Regions from separate parts of the Homo sapiens genome. Here region 2 is linked to region 1. A link is a loop called in an ENCODE intact Hi-C map of the cell type or tissue named here. Cell type or tissue: HCT116. All regions are shown on one strand. Links, peaks and the distances in the headings refer to the core of each region. The heading gives the core; the rest is flanking DNA. Region 1 overlaps MPP7 (MAGUK p55 scaffold protein 7). Region 2 overlaps MPP7 (MAGUK p55 scaffold protein 7).

The links. Hi-C counts contacts between places; a loop is a spot of excess contacts. Peaks named below come from ENCODE experiments on the same cell type or tissue, not always from the same donor. Only the 100,000 strongest peaks of a DNase experiment are listed, where the experiment ranks them.
Region 2: it touches region 1 in a loop (2.2-fold over the local background); 5 of 110 quality-filtered maps call a loop at or near these places.

The regions. Positions count from the first base shown.
Region 1 is chr10:28,175,802-28,185,603 of GRCh38, reverse strand. All of the region lies in intron 3 of MPP7 (MAGUK p55 scaffold protein 7), which reads left to right. Among named protein-coding and RNA genes, the nearest start is that of SNORD130, 110 kb to the right of the region's middle. In HCT116, for the core only: a CTCF peak has its summit at 5,909 (motif pointing right); DNase peaks (open chromatin) are centred at 4,723 and 5,933; H3K4me3 peaks cover 2,443 bases; H3K27ac peaks cover 7,467 bases.
Region 2 is chr10:28,049,726-28,059,527 of GRCh38, reverse strand. MPP7 (MAGUK p55 scaffold protein 7) reads left to right here. Exons shown (of 17, transcript NM_001318170.2): 15 at 925-1,033; 16 at 2,905-3,048; 17 at 5,284-8,535. The coding sequence ends at 5,463. Among named protein-coding and RNA genes, the nearest start is that of SNORD130, 19 kb to the left of the region's middle. In HCT116, for the core only: no CTCF peak of the experiment used is centred there; DNase peaks (open chromatin) are centred at 4,529 and 5,067; H3K27ac peaks cover 6,386 bases.

The sequences.
Region 1 (9,802 bases), core at 942-8,941:
ATGGCTGAAGGAGACAGGTAATTTCTAGAGAGAGGACAACGACTTCCATGATTCCTTCACATCAAATTGGGACCTTTTGCTGTCTGCATCCTGTTTTCTTTTGAGTCTAGTGATCATTTGCTTCTCATTGAGTCTGTCTATTCACCCTTTTGTGTTGTCTCAGTTATGGACAGTCAGGTATATTGAGTACTTTTCTGTGCTTCCAGAAACTCATGTCCCACCCTTTTGCAAAGAGGCAACTGTAGTCAGAATTCAGAGCTGGCATTGTGAGCCACATTGCTTGGACTCAGGTTCTGGCTGTGCCAAGAATAAGATAATAACTTATATTATTATCATAATAATGTAACAATATACAATTATATTTATCTTAATATATCATATTATACTATATTATATCATATAACAACATAATAATTTATAACTTATTTTCATCATAATAATTACATTATTAAAAAATATATAATATAGGCTGGTCTCGAACTCCTGACCTTAAGTGATCCACCTGCCTCAGCCTCCCAAAGTGCTGGGATTACAGGCATAAACCACTGTACCTGGCCAATGATATATTTATGATTATAAATACTATATATGATATAATAATTACATATTAATATATCAATTAATAAATAATATATTAAGATAAATATATTATATTATTACATTATGATATATAACAATATAATAACTTATAATAATTTGAAAGAACTTATTTTATATTACATTATAAAAAATCATAAAAATCATAATATATTAAGTTAAAATAAATAGATATGTTTACCTTAATATATTAATATGTAATATTAATATATATTAAGATAATATCTATATATAAATAATATATTAATGATATATATTAATTATATTACTATATATTAGGATAATATCTTTTCATTTTGGAGACAGAGTCTCACTCTATCACCCAGGCTGGAGTGCAGTGGCATGATCTCTGCTTACTGCAACCTCTGCCTCCCAGGTTCAAGTGATTCTTACGTGTCAGCCTACCGAGTAGCTGGGATTACAGATGCCCCTACAACGCCCAGATAATTTCTGTATTTTTAGTAGAGACAGAGTTTCACCATGTTGGCCAGCCTGGTCTCAAACTCCTGACCTCAAGTGATCTGCCCACCTCGGCCTCTCAAAGTGCTGGAATTACAGGCATGAGCCACCATGCCTGATCAAGATAGTATCTTAATATATTAATATTGTAATATATTAATAATATCTTGTGATATATATCATAATAATATATTAAGATAAAGATACATTTAATATGTAAAGATATATATTTTAATGTATAAATATATTTTTATATGTAAGATATATATCTTAACATGATGGAATATATCTAATATGTATTTTATAATAATATGTTAAGATAAAGGTATATTTAACATATAAAGATATATATATTTTGATATATAAAGACATAGATCTTAATATATACTAAGATAATATATCTTTATATGTAAGATATATATCTTAATATATTGTCTTTATATATAAATATCTTCTTATTTTACTTCACAGTGCCTCACTTTCCTTATATATTAGTGTAAAATGACGATAATAATAGTACCTACTTTGTGTGGTTGTTATAAGGATCAAAAGAATTGATAGATGAAATGTGCTTTAAATATTGTCTGGAACATATTAAGTCACCATCATTATCATCATCCTCATCCTCAATTTCTTTCTTTCTGTTAGCTGTGTTCCATGCTATACGCCAGGATTTGCACCATTTTCAGTATCCCTTTGGCTACATTGCTGCTTTTTCAGGATGATAGTTTCTTGTCTTAACAAACTTGTTTTTTTTTGAGATAGATTCTTGCTCTGTTATCCAGCCTGGAGTGCTGTGGAGCGATTGATTATAGGCCACTGCAGCCTCAACCTTTTGGGCTCAATGATCCTCCCTTCTCAGCTTTCCAAGTAGCTAGGACTACAAGTGCACAATACTGTGCCCAGCTAATTCTTTATTTTTTGCTGAGATGAGGTCTTGCTATGTTGCCCAAGCTGCTCCTGAACTCCTGGGCTCAGCAGCCCTCCTGCCTCAGCTTCCCAAAGTGTTGGGATTACAGCCATGAGCCACCACACCTGGCCTCTTAATAAACTTTTCTTCTGGCTTTTTTATTTCTTTGCTCTCACTCTTTTAAAATTACAGTGAAAATTAATAGTCTGTGATTAGAAATCTTTAAAAAGTTCTTGAGTTGGCTAAGTGTGTTTTCTAACTTTTCTTTCCCTTAAAATGTTATGAAATATTTTGGGCATTAAAAATGAGAACAATATACTGAACATCCATGTGTTCCAACACACAGCTTAAGAGAGAAAATATTGTAGATCCAGTTGAAGTCTGAACATCCCTCCTGTTCCCATTCTTTTCCTTTTCCTGCCAGTGATAACCTTCATCTTGAGTTTGTATTCACAATGTGAGATATTATTTCGTCTGTTTTAAAACTCTTATAAATAGAATCATATTTACATGACACATTCCTCTTTCCTCAACTTGCTCTTTTTTTGTTTGTTTGTTTGAGATGGCGTTTCGCTCTTGTTGCCCAGGCTGGAATGCAATGGCGTGATCTTGGCTCACCGTAACCTCCACCTCCCAGGTTCAAGCGATTCTCTTGCCTCAGCCTCCTGAATAGCTGGGATTATAGGCATGCGCCATCACGCCCGGCTGATTTTTGTATTTTTAGTAGAGATGGGGTTTCTCCATGTTGGTCAGGATGGTCTCGAACTCCTGACCTCAGGTGATCCACCCGCCTTGGCCTCCCAAAGTGGTGGGATTACAGGCGTGAGCCACTGCACCCGGCTCAATTTGCTCTTTTGCTTAACATTTTGTTAATGAAATTTATTGTATTTATGGTGATATAAATAGGTCTAATTCATTTGTTTACATTGCTATCTATGGCATTATGTGACTAGATAACAAATCATCTATTCTCATGTTGATGAATATTTGTATTGAAAGTTGGCTTGTGAGTACAAGAGTCATATGTCTGGAAATCATCTTTATCTCCATGTCACTATTGGGAACAGTATAGGAGATAACTTTTGTGTGGATTCCCCTTGTACACACATGCAGTCCCTTCTGTAAGTAACGTACCTAAGAATGGAGTTGCTGGACCATAAATATATACATCTTACACTTTAGTAGATATTGCCAAATTACTTTTCTAACGGATTGTATCATATTATAATCCAGGAGTTCCAATTACTTCACATTTATTTCAGCATTTTGAATTGTTAGACTTTAATTTTTGCCAACTTCCAATCCAGACCATTAATTAAAATACTTACCAACAGGATCAATTTGAAATACCATAATATCTCCTTGTTTTAGTTTATATTTATTTGAATATTAGGGGTTGAACATATGTTTGAGTCATTCCAGTTTCCTTTTTATATCCTTTGCTATTTTTTTTGCTTTGGTTATTTGTCTTTTTCTAGTTGATTCGTAGGAATTATTTTGTACATTCTGATGCTGGATCTTTGTTTATATGTATTGTAAATTATCTCCTGGTCTGGGCTCACTCCACTCTTTCCGATAATTTATCATAAGTGTTAAAACATACATCCATGCAGAAAGTCTTCTCTCTGTCTTAAATGCAGAAGCAAAGGCATCTTCACAGACTCACCATTTAACACAAAATCCTTATTAGCTCACTGGGTCTTACTGAAAGCATGTATGAGTCGGAGGTTTATGTAGCTCCTGGCCAAGTCTGAGGTCTGGTTTATTTTTATGTGCTGGCTCTAGCGGGGTCCTCTGGGACTGTTTGAACTGATCTAATATTCTCATTTGGTTGTAAGCATCTATAGAATGTATTTTTAGCACCTAGTCTAATTATGGGTATAGTTGTTCATTGAGTAAAGTTCTTTTCAGGCAGAATCTGTGTATAGTGTTTTTTTTGTTTGTTTATTCTGCGTTACCTCAAAGCGTAGTAGGTGTTCAAGGGAGATTGCCTGATTAAAGGAAACTGAATAACTTGCCCTTCCAGGCTCTGTCTTGCCCAGTTTGTTTTCCATTCATTTCACAAATACTTGAGTGCCCATCGTGGGGCACGATAATAGATGCTCACATCTCATTGGATTCATTTATTGAAGTATTATGGTTATTCACAAATAATTGATGAATGTAGTTTGATTTTTCAGTCAGCTCAAGTTGTGGCATAAGTTGCATCATCTTTATTACAGACAGATGATAGTTAATAAAGAAAGATATTTTTATCCACCTGGTTTAAAATGAAGTTTATTGTTGATATTTCTGCATGTCAATAAAATAGGAATTAGGAATGTTCTATGATGATCACGGTTTAACAATAATAGACTATCAAAGGAAATTACTGAATTAGATTGGTTTTATCATTCTTTCCATTTTCACGTAAAATACTTTAAATCTTTAACATTTTAAAATTGAGTATTTTTAAATGTTTCAAAATGTTATTTAAAATACTTTATTATAATTCTATAAGACATTAATGTAAATCTAATTTATTATAAAGAACCTAAAAGTAAAATTAATAAGCTTCTGTATATGTAAAATTAGTTGCAGGTGATCCATTCTGAATCAAAAAATTATTTTATATTTATCTACCCACCCATGGGTCCATCCATTCATCCATCCATCCATCCGTATATCCTGCAGTAGTGCTGTTTACAGGTACATGTAAGATTGCACTTCTCCACCTCTTGATGTTAGTTATGGCCACATGACTTGTTTAGTCAATAGAATGTGAGTGGGAGTGAAGTGTGTCACCGCTGGGCAGAAGCCTTTAGCAGTCAGTGCACTCTGTCTCTTCTTCCTACCCTCCAGCCCCCATTGCTGACTGCTGATGTTCCAGGTGGTGGGAGTTCTCCCCACCTGGGTCTGAGCACGTGGGCTTGTGGAGCAGAGTTCACAGAGGAAATGCAGTAGACAGAGAGTGTCTGGGGGAATATAAACTTTCGTTGTTATATGCTGCTAAGGTTTAGGCATTGCTTATTACCACAATATTATTTATAACTTAATTTTAACAAGTATTTTCACTATATTACATTTCAAATATATTTTTCAAATATGGCTTAGTGATGTAGAAATTAAAATAAATAGTTATTAACATTGCATGAGGCTAATTACTTTTAGGTAGTTGCTATTGATCTAACAGTTGCGCTGTAGAAAGTTCATATTCATTTTCTTGTCAAAACTTGGTAATTTTTACATTTTCTTCTTTGATAGACATGCATCTCCCCTCTGCAACCACTGTGGCAAGGCTTGAGAAAGGGTGATATGTCTTGTAAGATGTCCCTGTTTTACTTGATTATTCCAGTTTAATATTAATATATTAACCCAGGAGTGTGCTATCCTGGATACTTTTGATTTGTGTTTCCTTTCATCACTAATAAAACTAGAAGACAAATGTATCTACATTGTTCTTAGAGTCCCCTGTTTCATTACTACATTTCACAATTATTTTTGCTTAGCAAGCGAGGGCTATCAATATCAAAGTATAATACACCCCCTCCCTTCTGATAAAAAACTTTCCTATTTTTTTTGAAAGGCTTGAGTGTATCAAATGGTGTATTTTCATATGCAATTAGTGTTTTAATTGTACCTTTATTTTCTTTCTCACTTTGGAAGCATAGCATCTAGAATTGCTTTCTTCCTCATTGTTTTCATTTCTGTGTTCAGTTAAAAGCTAAATGAAAGGATGTTAACTGCCAACTTTAAAAATACATTTTATTTGTGAATTTCATTTGTTTAAATTGGAATGTTATAAATTATACAGATGGTAAAAATTTGATTTTCATTACTTGACAAAGTTGGCATGTATCTTTGTCTTTTAATTTGAATAAATATTTGGCTAGCCACTATTGTGTGCCTAGTAAATTTAGGTAGTGTTTCAAGCCACTTTTTAATATTATGTGCCTCCACTAGGTGGTGCTCATTCCTTCGGGACATCTGAGACCTAGCTTAAAGAATTTAGTTCTGTCACTGATGGGTTAAAGATAAAAGAAGCAAATTCAGGCCAAAGCAGTACGAAAAACTTGTGAAATTTTTTTATTTCATGTAATGAGTTGTGAAACTCTGTAGTAGAGGTATTTATTATTATTAATGTATGATATTTCCAAGAAATCAGTAATTTTATTATATGGCTCATTTATATAAAATGTATTTAAATAGTTATTATAGATTGTGTTAGATGATGGGGATGCAATGGTGAAAAACAGACACGGTGGTCTTAAACCATATGACTCTTGGAATCAACACTCAAGTAATCACTTGAGTAAGTGTGTAATTATTACTGAGATAGGGACAGGTTTTTGGTGCTTTGAGTGTATAAGGGGCAGAGAAGGGGGTATTTTCCAAGATTCTGGGAAGTTTTATTGAAGAACTGATCACTGATCTAGTTAAATAAGATCTGAAAGTTGCTGAAGAATTAACCAGTGTGAGTGTGTTGGAGGAGAAATTTCACAGTGATGAGGTTAGTGTGGGGTTGCAAGGAGTTCTTTATCTGCACCCCAGTCGTTGTAATGGTTGGATCCAATGGACCTTTTCAGTCCTGGAGACATCTGTTCTTCAGCTTTAATTTCTTGATAATTTCCTTCCCTCAGCTCTTCTCCTCTTCCATCTTTCTAGAAGTTCTTTTAGGTGAATATTGGCCTTTCTGGATTTTACCTTTGCTTTTAAAGAGATTTCTTCAACTTTTACTACATTTCTCTTTAAAATCTTAAAAATTCGCTGCTGCTATTTTAATTCCAGTACATTTGAGAAGAATGTCTCTGTTTCTTTTTTGTAACATCTTAGTCTCATTCCATGGATACACTATAGAATCTTTCTGAGGATAATTAAACAAAACAAAAGCCCCCTTTTTGTTGATTCTGTGTTCCATGAACTTTTCAAAGTTCTAAGTACCTTGTTTCTCTCTTCCAGCAACCCTTTAGATAGATATTAATCTTTACCCCATTGTAAAGATTAGAAGAATGAGGTACCACTTTGATTACACAGCCAGTTAGGTGGTAGAGCTGGTCTTGAACCCAGGTGGTCTGACTCAAGTTCTACATTTTTACTATCATGCTACTCTGCTTGTTGATGAGTATTCAGTAGAATGGTTTCGGTTTCATTTTCAATTCTCCTCATTTTGTTCACAATTTTTCTTTACTCTGGGACTTTTTTTTTCCTGTTTTGCCTGCTTGGTGTTTATCCTGTGGGGGCTTTCCTCAAATGTCTGCTTATTCTTGGTTGTCTGCCTGTGTTTAATAGTGAGTTGTTAAAAGAGCTGATTGGAAGATCTATGTGTTGGAGCAGGGCCTGGTGACAGGTGGAATCTCTGTAGAACAGTGGTTTTCGACTGAGTTGGATTCCTTCTCGCCTTTCCTGGTCATTTGGCAACATCTGGAGGCATCTTTGATGGTGATGACTTGAGGAGGGGGTACTGCTGGCATCTAGGAGAACAGCTCAGGGATGCTGCTGAACATCCTGCGATAGACAGGAAAGCCCCTCACAACAAAGAACTATTCAGCCTAAAATGTCAGTAGTGCCAGAACTTAAAAACTCTGCTTCAGAGGGAAAGGATGAAAAATCAGCTACTGTTGGTTACAGGAGGAGAGATTGCAAATCCCAGAATAAAGAGCCATTTTTCTCCATGGCTCTTCAGTTTTTTCATCAGAGAGACCTGGAATCTGCTGCCTGGGCCTTAGGTGGCTGGCTGCTTGACATTCTGGATCAGCCAAGGGAAAGGAGCCCCTCACAGTATTTAGGGTTTCAGCACCTGCATGCCTGGCATCCCTGATCCGCCAGCATGACAGTGTTCCCTGGGTCAAATTGTCTCTTTTAAACAATTCCCCACTTTGTCTGGTTCTATGCGGTGGCTTCCTTTTTCTAAAAATTTTTGAACTCTCTAGTCTTCTGTCTCATTTCTGTTATTTTTAATTTGAAAAATCATCTTAGTGCAACTTAGGATAGAGAAGAGATCCGTATCTTTAATCACTAAACTTTGTAATCATAATTTTTAGTGGCATTATTGTAATCCATCAACCGCTTATGCTATGGTTTATTTAATCATTTTCTTATCATTGTACAGAACAATTTTTCCTTATCAATTCTTAGGTTATTTTGAAATACAGCTTATATAGGAACAATTAATCTACGAATTTTCACAATGTTGTTTTGGTGCCCTTGCACCCTCCAAAAGTGAATCAGTAAGAACTCTTTTTTTTTTTTTTGAAATGGAGTCTCACTGCGTTGCCCAGGCTGGAGTGCAGTGGCGTGATCTTGGCTCACCACAACCTCTGCCTCCTTGTTTCAAGTGATTCTCCTGCCTCAGCCGCGCCACCATGCCTGGCTAATTTTTTTTTTTTTTTTTTTTTTTTGCATTTTTAGTAGAGTTGGGGTTTCACTATGTTGGCCAGGCTGGTCTCGAACTCATGACCTCATGATCTGCCTGCTTGGCCTCCCAAAGTGCTGGGATTACAGGCGTGAGCCACTGCGCCCGGCCAGAACTCTTTTTACTATCGGTATGAATACAAAGATTTTTGTATATTTGATGAGTTTTAGTCCACTGCAATTATTCTTGTTTTTTTCTTTTCTTTCTTTTTTTTTTTTAAATTATACTTTAAGTTCTAGGGTACATGTGCACAATGTGCAGGTTTGTTACGTATGTATACATGTGCCATGTTGGTGTGCTGCACCCATTAACTCATCATTTACATTAGATATATCTCCTAATGCTATCCCTCCCCCACCCCCCCACCCCACGACAGGCTCCGCTGTGTGATGTTCCCCGTCCTGTGTCCAAGTGTTCTCATTGTTCAATTCCCACCTATGAGTGAGAACATGTGGTGTTTGGTTTTCTATCCTTGCGAAAGTTTGCTCAGAATGATGGTTTCTTTTTTTTTAGACAGAGTCTTGCTCTGTTGCTCAGGCTGGAGTGCAGTTGCACAATCTCAGCTCACTGCAACCTTTGCCTCCTGAGTTCCAGCAATTCTCCTGCCTCAGCCTCCCTAGTAGCTGGGATTACAGGCATGTGCCATGACACCTGGCTAATTTTTTATTTTTATTTTTAATAGAGATGGGTTTCACCATGTTGGTCAGGCTGGTCTCAAACTCCTGGCCTTGTGATCCACCCACCTCAGCCTCCCAAAGTGCTGGGGATACAGGCGTGAGCCACCATGCCCAGCCAGTGCAATTATTATTCTTTTTGATGCTAAAATGACCCCAGCTTTGGCCATTGGGAGTGCCTTCAAGTTGACTCCTGTGTTTTGTTTTGTTTTGTTTTGTTTTGTTTTGTTTTTGACCCAACTGCACTGGGCTTTGATTGCTTCTTTGCTTTTTGGCCTGACAGGGTCTCTCAGGCTTATTTTACACATTTCCTGCCCCTGTATATTTTAAGGTAGATTTCTAGAATTGAGAATTGCAGTGATGCAATCTCAGCTCACTGCACCCTCTGCCCCCTGGGTTCAAGTGATTCTCAATTCTAGAATCTCTTGTTAAATACTGTATTGGTTCCTAACAGTGACCAATAGGAATTCCTTTACCCTGCTCTTCCCAACTTCTAATTTAAACTACTATATACTTTTTTAAAACTCCCAATTAAAGGTAATCAATGAACTTATTTACTTTACATATATTATTTCCCTTCTCTTCCTAATTTTTGGTAGTTGTATTTGACCTGCATTGCTAGATTCTAAAAAAGCTGCATTCTACTTTTTACTCTGCCCCATTGTTTAACTTTAGTTAAATACAGTATATTGATGGTAACTATCATTTCTTATCCAAAAGCTTCTCTGATTATTTCAGAAATTCATCCCCTAGTTGCTCTCCCATGGAGAG
Region 2 (9,802 bases), core at 1,100-9,099, 130 kb after region 1:
ACAGATGAAAAGGTAATAATTTGGTTGGTAATTATTGTTAATCTTCACCTCTAATTTTTTAGTAACCTGGATTTGCTTCATTTCTATAAAATGTGTAGACACTGCTTTGCAGAATGAGGGAAGGTTGCAAGTGTCTTATTCTGACCTCCTTCCAGCCCACTAATTGAATCTTAACATGTAATTTGGATAGAATTTTACTTCAAAAACCAACAACTATGTAGTATATCACTAGGTCCAGCGTCTGCTTCACACACCTGCATCTCATTCTCTCATTGGCTCTTCAAAAAATTGAAATGATGATAATTAACTTGCTGGTACCGTCTTCTCTAGCTAGCTCCAAGCCCACCCCAGTGCCCCCTGCCCAGGTTTTCCATCTGCTGAGGCACAAATATTTTAGGCTATCAGAAGCAATATGTGTTTTAATGCAGGATTGTGGGATTTTATTAAAACATCGAAATGCTTTTTTCGTGTTTGGCGCAGTGATTGTGTTTTTATAGCACATGATCGACTGCCCTGGCTCCATTAGCCACCACCCAGCGCCTCTAGTTCTGAAGCTGGGCTGGGTTACTCCGTAGCGTGCAATGAAATTCCAGTAGTTTCTATTGTTTGGCTTATTCACCATTTTATTGCATTGCATTAGTTCTGAAGAAAAAGGGGGTGATGGAAAACATTAGAGCCCTACTAGACTAAAGTACTTTTTTTCTGCTTAAGTGTAATTTAAGCAAGTGTTACTGATTTGAAAATGTATAATAAAAGATTTTTTAAAAACTGACATTTTGAAATACTTGGCTCTGTTTATATTATTAAACACAGTTTAAAAAAATTACGTGTTCAGCAGAAACGTCTTTTACCTATGAATTTTATCTTGCCACCTATAATTGTTTTAAATTCACAAATGATTCCAATGCATTTAATTTTTTACAGGTTTATTGAATATGGAGAATATAAAAACAACTACTACGGCACAAGTATAGACTCAGTTCGGTCTGTCCTTGCTAAAAACAAAGTTTGTTTGTTGGATGTTCAGCCTCATGTAAGTAAACAATGAGCTATTCAATACCCTTCTGACCCATGTCATCTACAGCACCTCATGTGAGCATTTCAGTATGAAATAATATGAAGTCAACTCACTTTTGGCATATATGTGGCTTTTCTGAGATGGCAAAAGCATTTAAATATAATTGGAGACATCTTTGGTGGAGAAAAAGAAAAGCCCATAATATTATTAGAAAGAGAAGTGGAGGAAGCTCCAAGACCTGTGTTTGTAACTCTTATTTATATTCAGTTTTTGTCAAGTAAAGCAACTCTTAGATGTTTCTACATATTCTGTATTTTTAAAAAATACATCACATTGTTACATGCATAATGCATTCTTATGTGTTATGTATTAGTAACAGTGTCTATAATTTTTAACGATGGACATTTTGGTTCCAAGTCTTTGACTTTGGTTCTGTATATATCCTAGCAAATAACCCCCCACTAGAACTGAAGGGCATTTTGCAGGAAATGTACTGAATGAAAGCCCCATTGCAACTGCCATGTCTGCACCTGTCATCCTGGAAACTCCATTATGAACATTCTGAACTGAGAACTTCAGTGGATGAGGCCATTCAATTCCCTATCAAACCATACATCTTCCAGCAGATCCCCAGCCCACAGCATTTTCCTCATCCCCCAGGGACCATGGTTTCTCCTTCCACTGATGGCTGTACCCTGGGGTGCAAAACCTCCAAATGCTAGAATGACCTGCGGAAGCCCTTTGGACCTCTAAAGGAAGATGAATCTGGAGTAAAAGTGTTTCAAGAATCAGGAAGGCTGCCTCCTGACTTGGGCACTGTGTTAGTCCCTTGTTGCACTGCTCTGAAGAAATACCTGAAACTGGGTAATTTACTAAAAAAAAAAAAAAAAAAAAAAAAAAAAAAGAGGTTTAATTGGCTCACTGCTCTGCAGACTGTACAGGAAGCGTGATGCTGGCATCTGCTCAGCTCTGGGGAGGCCTCAGGAAACTTGCAATCATGGCGGAAAGCAAAGGAGGAGGGTTGAGCACTTCACATGGCCAGAGCAGGAGGAAGAGAGAGAGAGGAGCGAGGTGCCACACACTTTTAAACAACAGGGTCTCACGAGAACTGACTATTGTGATGACAGCACCAAGGGGGATGGTGTTAAACCCCGGGAAAATGCCCCTATGATCCAGTCACCTCCCACAGGCTGCACCTACAGCAGTGGGGATTACATTACAACATGAGATTTGGGTGTGGACACAGATCCAAACCATATCAGGCACCAACAGTGAATGGGACAGTCCTGCTTATGCAGAGCCTCTCTGCTGGTGTCCCAGGTCCAGTTGCTGTCAGACTCCCACAGTGTAGTATCAGCTCATGAATAATAACTTTCAGCTCTCACCCTCTGTAGATAGGTCCCCAGAAGTATAGAGTATAGAACATCAAAGATTTGATGAAGGAATCTAGACAGGCATCATGGAGAGCAGGAGGCTGCCCTTGTAGGGTACTCTGAAGGATAGGGTGAAAGAGGAGAACTCCTGCCTGAAATCAGAAAGGGGCTTAAAAGGGATGGTTGGAAGACATTTGTGGACAGAAAGTTATTTAACTCATCACACCTTTGGAATATTTGATCTAAAAACCAGTTTTGTGATATTTTTAGTCACTTCTGTTCAATGTTAATTATGATGTATTTCAGAACATTTTAAAATGCCAAGTTACATTCCCCAGCTTCTTTTCAGAAGTGTTTGTTACATTTAATTGTCAACAGTTAATTGAATAATAATATATTGAAATGACTACTGACCTTAAAGAATAATTTTGAGGAATTTTCTCCTAGAAAGAAAATTCAGTAATTCATGATGCTATGGAGAAATGTGAGAAAACTTTCTTTTCTTCCTTGTAGACAGTGAAGCATTTAAGGACACTAGAATTTAAGCCCTATGTGATATTTATAAAGCCTCCATCAATAGAGCGTTTGAGAGAAACAAGAAAAAATGCAAAGATTATTTCAAGCAGAGATGACCAAGGTGCTGCAAAACCCTTCACAGTAAGTATAATGATGCTTGGGGGCCAGGTGTGGTGGCCCACACCTGTAATCCCAGCACTTTGGGAGGCCGAAGCAGGAGGATCATTTGAGTCCAGGAGTTCAAGACCAGCCTGGCCAAGGTGGTGAAACCCCATCTCTACAAAAAATATGGAAATTAGCCAGGCATGATGGTTGGACACCTGTAGTCCCAGCTACTTGGGAGGCGGAGGTGGGAAGATCATAAGACCCCAGGAGACTGAGAGTGTAGTGAGCTGAGATCACACTACTACACTCCAGCCTGGTAGGCAGAGGTGGGAAGATCACAAGACCCCAGGAGACTGAGAGTGCAGTGAGCTGAGATCACACCACTACACTCCAGCCTGGGCGACAGAGTGAGACCCTGTCTCAACAACAACCACAAAAAGCTTGGAGATAAGATATAAGCAGTAGATAAGATGTAAGATACAGTTGTATATATGAAAACATATATACAGCTGCATGTACTTGGGAAGAGTATAATAGATACAAAAATCAGTGAAAGAATTGTATTTAGGTACATACCTTTTGAACAGTTACACTTCTTGTGCTTTGGTGAATGGATCTTCATATTCAATTGACTCAAAACTATTTTGTATACTATTATGTGAACATTTCATACTATTGTAGGCTGAACATTTGTATAAAATCTAGACCAATTAATTTTCAGAGCAGCCTTATTTTTAAAGCTAAAAATACCATCAGTAACTGTTACTCATTAAGAGTCCAAATGAAAAATTTAATAATGTGCCTTGCTTGTCTCCTTGTGTCAACAATTATATTTAGCACAGCAAAAGAAAATCACTATTTTGGGTATAGGATAAGTAGACCAATATTATTCAGCAATAATATTTGTATTTTCTATGAGTGTTATTGGAAATGATGATTGTGGTATATTCATGACTATTATGGGTTCTGGCAAGACCTTTTATTGTTTTTCTTCTTAATCTTAATATATTCTACCTTTGGACCAAAAATCAAAAGCAAAGAAATTAAATGTGAAGAGCTTATTTTTTTCTTGCCCCTCTTAATTAGCTCATCATTAACTTTAGTTTATATTAATTTATGAACTGTTCATTGTGGTTACAAAATACAGATCACATTTCTGATTCCCAGTATATTTGATAAATACCTTTTTTTACATGCCAACAGTACATATCCGTTCTGAGTAGGTACTGTCATACAATGTTAGTTACTCAGGCTCTTGATCAACACTAAAATTAAATTTTCTGTTATTGTGAAATCTTATGTGACAATGAAATGCAGACTCAAATTATTTCAGCATGTTGCAACATAAAGATTTATTGTACTATTTAGACATTTTAAAGGTTTCTCAACGAAGATAAGAAAGGATCACATATTCTTAGGATTTGGCTCTCTTACATTTATGTTATATAGCCAACTAAAATACTTCCTGGCTTTAAAAATGTGAGACACGAAGGCTCCTGAAACACTTTTAATGAGACATCGAAGGAACGTGGTAATCAGCCGGGCGTGGTGGCTCATGCCTGTAATCCCAGCACTTTGGGAGGCCGAGGCAGGTGGGGATCACTTGAGGTCAGGAGTTCCAGACCAGCCTGGTGAACATGGAGAAAATCCATCTGTACTAAAAATACAAAAATTAGCCAGGTGTGGCGGCACGCTCCTGTAATTCCAGCTACTCGGGAGGCTGAGGCAGGAGAATTGCTAGGACCCCGGAGGCAGAGGTTGCGGTGAGCCAGGATTGCACCACTGCACCCCAACCTGGGTGACAGAGTGAGACTCTATCTCAAAACAAAAAACAAAAAACATGGTAATCATCCTTTTACAAATTTGTCCAACTCTGAAAAAGGAGTTTATATTATAAATTCCTTCCTATGAATAAGCATAAATAATGCAGCCAAAACATCAGAGTAAACAATTCTTTTCTCCAATAGCTATTTTAATACTGACATTTCCCCATAATGATGACTAGTGACTCATTATCCTGCAATTCAGTTAAGGCAGGAGTTTTGACTCTTGCCAGAGTAGTTTTTTGTTACAAGCAAATCATAGAAATAGTATTAGAAATTATGGCTTCTGAAGCACTTGTGGTTAAAGAGGATGACTTTTATTTCTGGCTGAGGGGAAAGACTGAACACAGAACAGCATTAGGTAAACCAATTGTAGAATGTTTGCATTGATATGAAGTGAGGTAATGGCCTGGTTAACCAATTATTTTTTTAATACTTCCTTTTGTAGGAAGAAGATTTTCAAGAAATGATTAAATCTGCACAGATAATGGAAAGTCAATATGGTCATCTTTTTGACAAAATTATAATAAATGATGACCTCACTGTGGCATTCAATGAGCTCAAAACAACTTTTGACAAATTAGAGACAGAGACCCATTGGGTGCCAGTGAGCTGGTTACATTCATAACTAAGAGAAATTTCCATAATTGTCTTTTTCTATAGAGTGCATGATGAAATCAATTACAGTTTTGGTAGTAGGGTTTTTAAATCTATATCACTGTCATAGATGTACAATCTTGGTTCAAGTTGAATGCTGGTTTTGTTTGTATCTTTTTACAGCCTTATTTCAAACGCCATGTGTTAGTATAAGATCCGAAATCAAAATATGCACAGTACTGTATTCTAAGCAAAACCTCAAACCTTCTCGTTGTCTTCAATACCGCTCTATCTCCAAGATGAGGCTGAAATTTTCAGAGAGACTTAGCTAGAGGCTTAGTATGTATGGGAGTTCAGCGCTTCTGCTGGTCTCAGGTGTGGCTGCTGCTGTCGAGTTTGAATGTTAGCTGTTGAAGGTATCAATTCAGCAGCCATGAGCAGCTCCAGACAGACAGGTGAGCTCTGCTGTTTCTGGGTGGATCATCACAGATTTAGCCGGGCAGGCAGTAAGGTGTCCTCTTACTATTCAAAAAGTGTAGACTTTCTTACATATTCGCAATACGTTCACAGTGTGTGCATTTTAAAATAATTCTTAAAGGAGTAACTGAAATTTTACCTTGAGTGAATGGCCTTCATAATATAGCTTGAGAAGTCCTTTTGAGTACCTGTCAGTGACTCAACAACATTTAATAAGGGAAAGTAGACTTTTAACAGTTATTATATATGTAACGAAAAGCCTTTCCTTTGGGATTAATATAAGTAAGAATGGTAGCCTTGTGGCAAGAAATGATTACAAAGGATATTTTTATTTGTAATTCCTCAGAAGACAATTTATGAAGTCACCCAAAATGTTATTTTAGCTGGTTTTGGATTTTTCCAATAAATTAGAAGAAGGATTTCTATTCTAAAACATGTAAAACCTGTTTTACATATTACTGATACAATTAAAGATTATTTTTCATCTATGTGCAATAGATCACCCCTCTTTAAATTGCTCTAAGATTTATTTTAGAAAACTTTTCATGTGATGTTATTTCTTTGTCATCAAAATGCTTGTTAACACTGTCCAGACACCATCCTAACCTTGCCATTGTTAAAGAAGTTTAGGAAAGACTCTTATATTGTAAATATTTAGATGGGTTCTCTCACTTTTCTTTGATACTACTGATTTTCAGCAAGTGAATTATATAATTCAAAATGCTAGAAATGTCTATCCGTTCTATAAGAGAGCATATCCTGCCGTTCTTGCATGCAGTGAAGCCCTGCCCGTCGAAAATCATTGCATCTGTGACTTTCAAAGTGGAAAAAAAAATGTTATTTTTTTGTTGATTTGTAAAGAGAGTTTAAATGTCATGTGAAAAAAAATAGAATGTAGTAAAATTCTATATATTTATGAAATATTTTAAAGGCATATTTTTTTAAATATCAAACGGGGCTATTCATAAAATAAACTGATTGTATGTCAAGATGTCCTAATTTAAAAGAGTAGTTTTATAAATCATGGTCAACATTCCATGTAAATATTTGAGCTTTACAAAGATAGATCCAAGTGTGCGATCTGTGCACTGCACATTTGATAGCATTATTCACTGGTTTTCCTTCATACTTGTCAAGTTCATATTAGAAGCAGAGACAAAAACCACTCCAATGGCCTTGACACATAGTCACACCAAAATAGATAATCAGACTAAGTATTATATAACAACGTGATCCAGACAGTGAGTTCTAAGTGTATTAATTAAATAGCAAAAAATTTTGTTTTTAAAAAATGAAAGAGGGAGGGTTGCCAACCTGAAGTCTTAAGTAGATTGTTTGGGTAGCATATTTCCTTCTTTGAACATTGTCTGAAATTTTCTATAAATCAAGACTTCTTGTACAAAGAATGATGGGACATATGTAATAATTCAGGCAATCACCTGAGTAATTTAGGCAGTCCAAATTCTTTACCCTGAAATACCCACATTTTAAAAAAATTGCAGATAATTGCTTCAGTTATTTACTTTGGGGACAGAGATATAGTGTAAAGTGGGAGAAACTGAGTCCTTTTTTGGTGGTGGTAATAATAAGATGTTATAAAAATATAACATTTTAAAAAAGAAAGGTCCAGACCTTAAGCGCAGAGCTAGAACAATATTTTTTAAATAATGGGGGGAAAAGGGGGCACTTTGGTAATTTTAGAAATCAGGTAGTATACTTTTTTTTTTTTTTTTGAGACAGGGTCTTGCCATGTTGCTCAGGCTGGTCTTGAACTCCTGGGCTCAAGCAATCCTCCTGCCTTGGCCTCCCAAAGTGCTGGGATTACAGGCATGATCCACCGTGCCCAGCCGGTAGACGTGGTCTTAAAAACAGTGTTTACATGGCCATCTTGATGCTTAGAAAGATAATTGATTAAAATTTAATAAGGCAGGGCCAACTCCGAGAGTTCATTGACAACGGCAGCAAAAAGGCCCTGAATTCTGTACTTTCTTCCCCCAGCCTCCTTCTCCAGCAAGGAGAATAGCACTCCTCCCTCCAGAAGCCAGCTCCCTAAGTTGGAGCCACTATGTAAGAGAAGAGGAACGTTCACTTTTTAAAATTCATATATTTAAAAATCAAGACCAAAAAGTAAATTCTGTACTCCTATTATTGACTGTAGTCAATCAAACATAAAAAGGTGAAAGTAAAATTTAATTTTTTACCCTTATTTTACTGACCAATATGGAAGTTCTTGGTATCTTTAAGGCTGACCTTCCTGGTATTGTGTAATGATTGAATGTATCTAAACTGTAATAATTTGAAACTGACAAACATAACCTTCTCAGACTTACAAAACTATGTTCTTTCTAAAGATACAGATTTTTATTATTTTATTTTGACTAGGAAGGATTTATAAATAAATGTAATGAAAAATCTTTGATCTTAATAAAGTACCTTCAAACAGTGTGTGTACTTACTTGAAAATTGTTTTTGCACTTGGATATTCTATTTTATTATACTACTATTGTGATCTATTCCATTATACTATTTCCCATGGTAGAACAAATTATATTTTCTACTGTGATATGAAGTGATGTAATTGAACTTGCCATGTCTAAAATTAAATTTCATATTTTTTTCAATCAAACACTGCTTTCATCGAGGCTGTTGGAGAGATGGAATTCACTAGTGTTGTTCTTACCCATACATTCCAGCAATTTAAAAATGTGGAGAACCTTAGTGGGAAGGAAGAATTAGGACCATCAATGATGGGAACACACCTCCCCCACTCCCCACCTCCTCTCCCTCCCTCCCACTAGGAATCAGTGTCACACATATCCTCTTCCTGAGCTCCAGTTAGGCGAAACTCAACTTTTTCAACTGTGCATATAGGAACAGATTGTCATCTGCTATGCAAACTAGCTAGCATTGGCCTTGCTTCAGTCCTCGAGCCAGTTAGCCCCAGCTGTGCATCCATAGAAAGGTTGCTCTGAAGAGCATTTAAAAGCATTTAAGAGCATGGGATCTGGAGTCAGAATTCTTCAGTTCACATTCTGATTTTGCCTGTTTCCAGCTCTGCAGCCTTGGGAAAAACACTGAACCTCTCTGTTTTTCATTTTCTCATCAGAAAAAAATAGGGACAAGAACAGTGATTACCTCATGGGATTGGTGTGGGCATGAAATGAAAGAATCCATGTATACTTAGAACAAAACCTGGGACAGAAGTGTTCAGTAATTGTGAGCTCCTGTTGTATAATGGTCATTATCATCACATCACACAATTTAAAAATAGCTGTGTAAGTATTCTCAATCACCCTACATAAACAGTTTTCCTATTAGTAAGCCCACTGGAAGTTTACAATAAATCATTTTTTAGAAGCTTTATTTTTTTTTTTGTTTATTTTTTTGAGATGGAGTCTCACTCTGTTGCCCAGGTTGGAGTGCAGTGGCGCGATCTTGGCTCACTGCAAGCTCCGCCTCCCGGGCTCACGCCATTCTCCTGCCTCAGCCTCCCAAGTAGCTGGGACTACAGGCGCCCGCCACCACGCCCGGCTAATTTTTTGTATTTTTAGTAGAGATGGGGTTTCACCTTGCTAGCCAGGATGGTCTCGATTTCTTGACCTTGTGATCTGCCTGCCTCAGCCTCCCAAAGTGCTGGGATTACAGGCGTGAGCCACCAGGCCTGGCCAGAAGCTTTATCATTTTTTTAAAAATTTCATAGCTTCCTACCAAGTGACACATCAGGAACTAATTAGGTAATCCCCAATAGGAAGTGAACCAATTTTTATTTTCAACCACTGGGTATGCAGTGTAACTGATAACAATTAGAAAGGAATGTCCCTTAGTTGTATTAATGCCATTTCTTCTACTGCCACCGTTTTATCCCCAAATGCGTGTTCAGTTACACTTAAGCT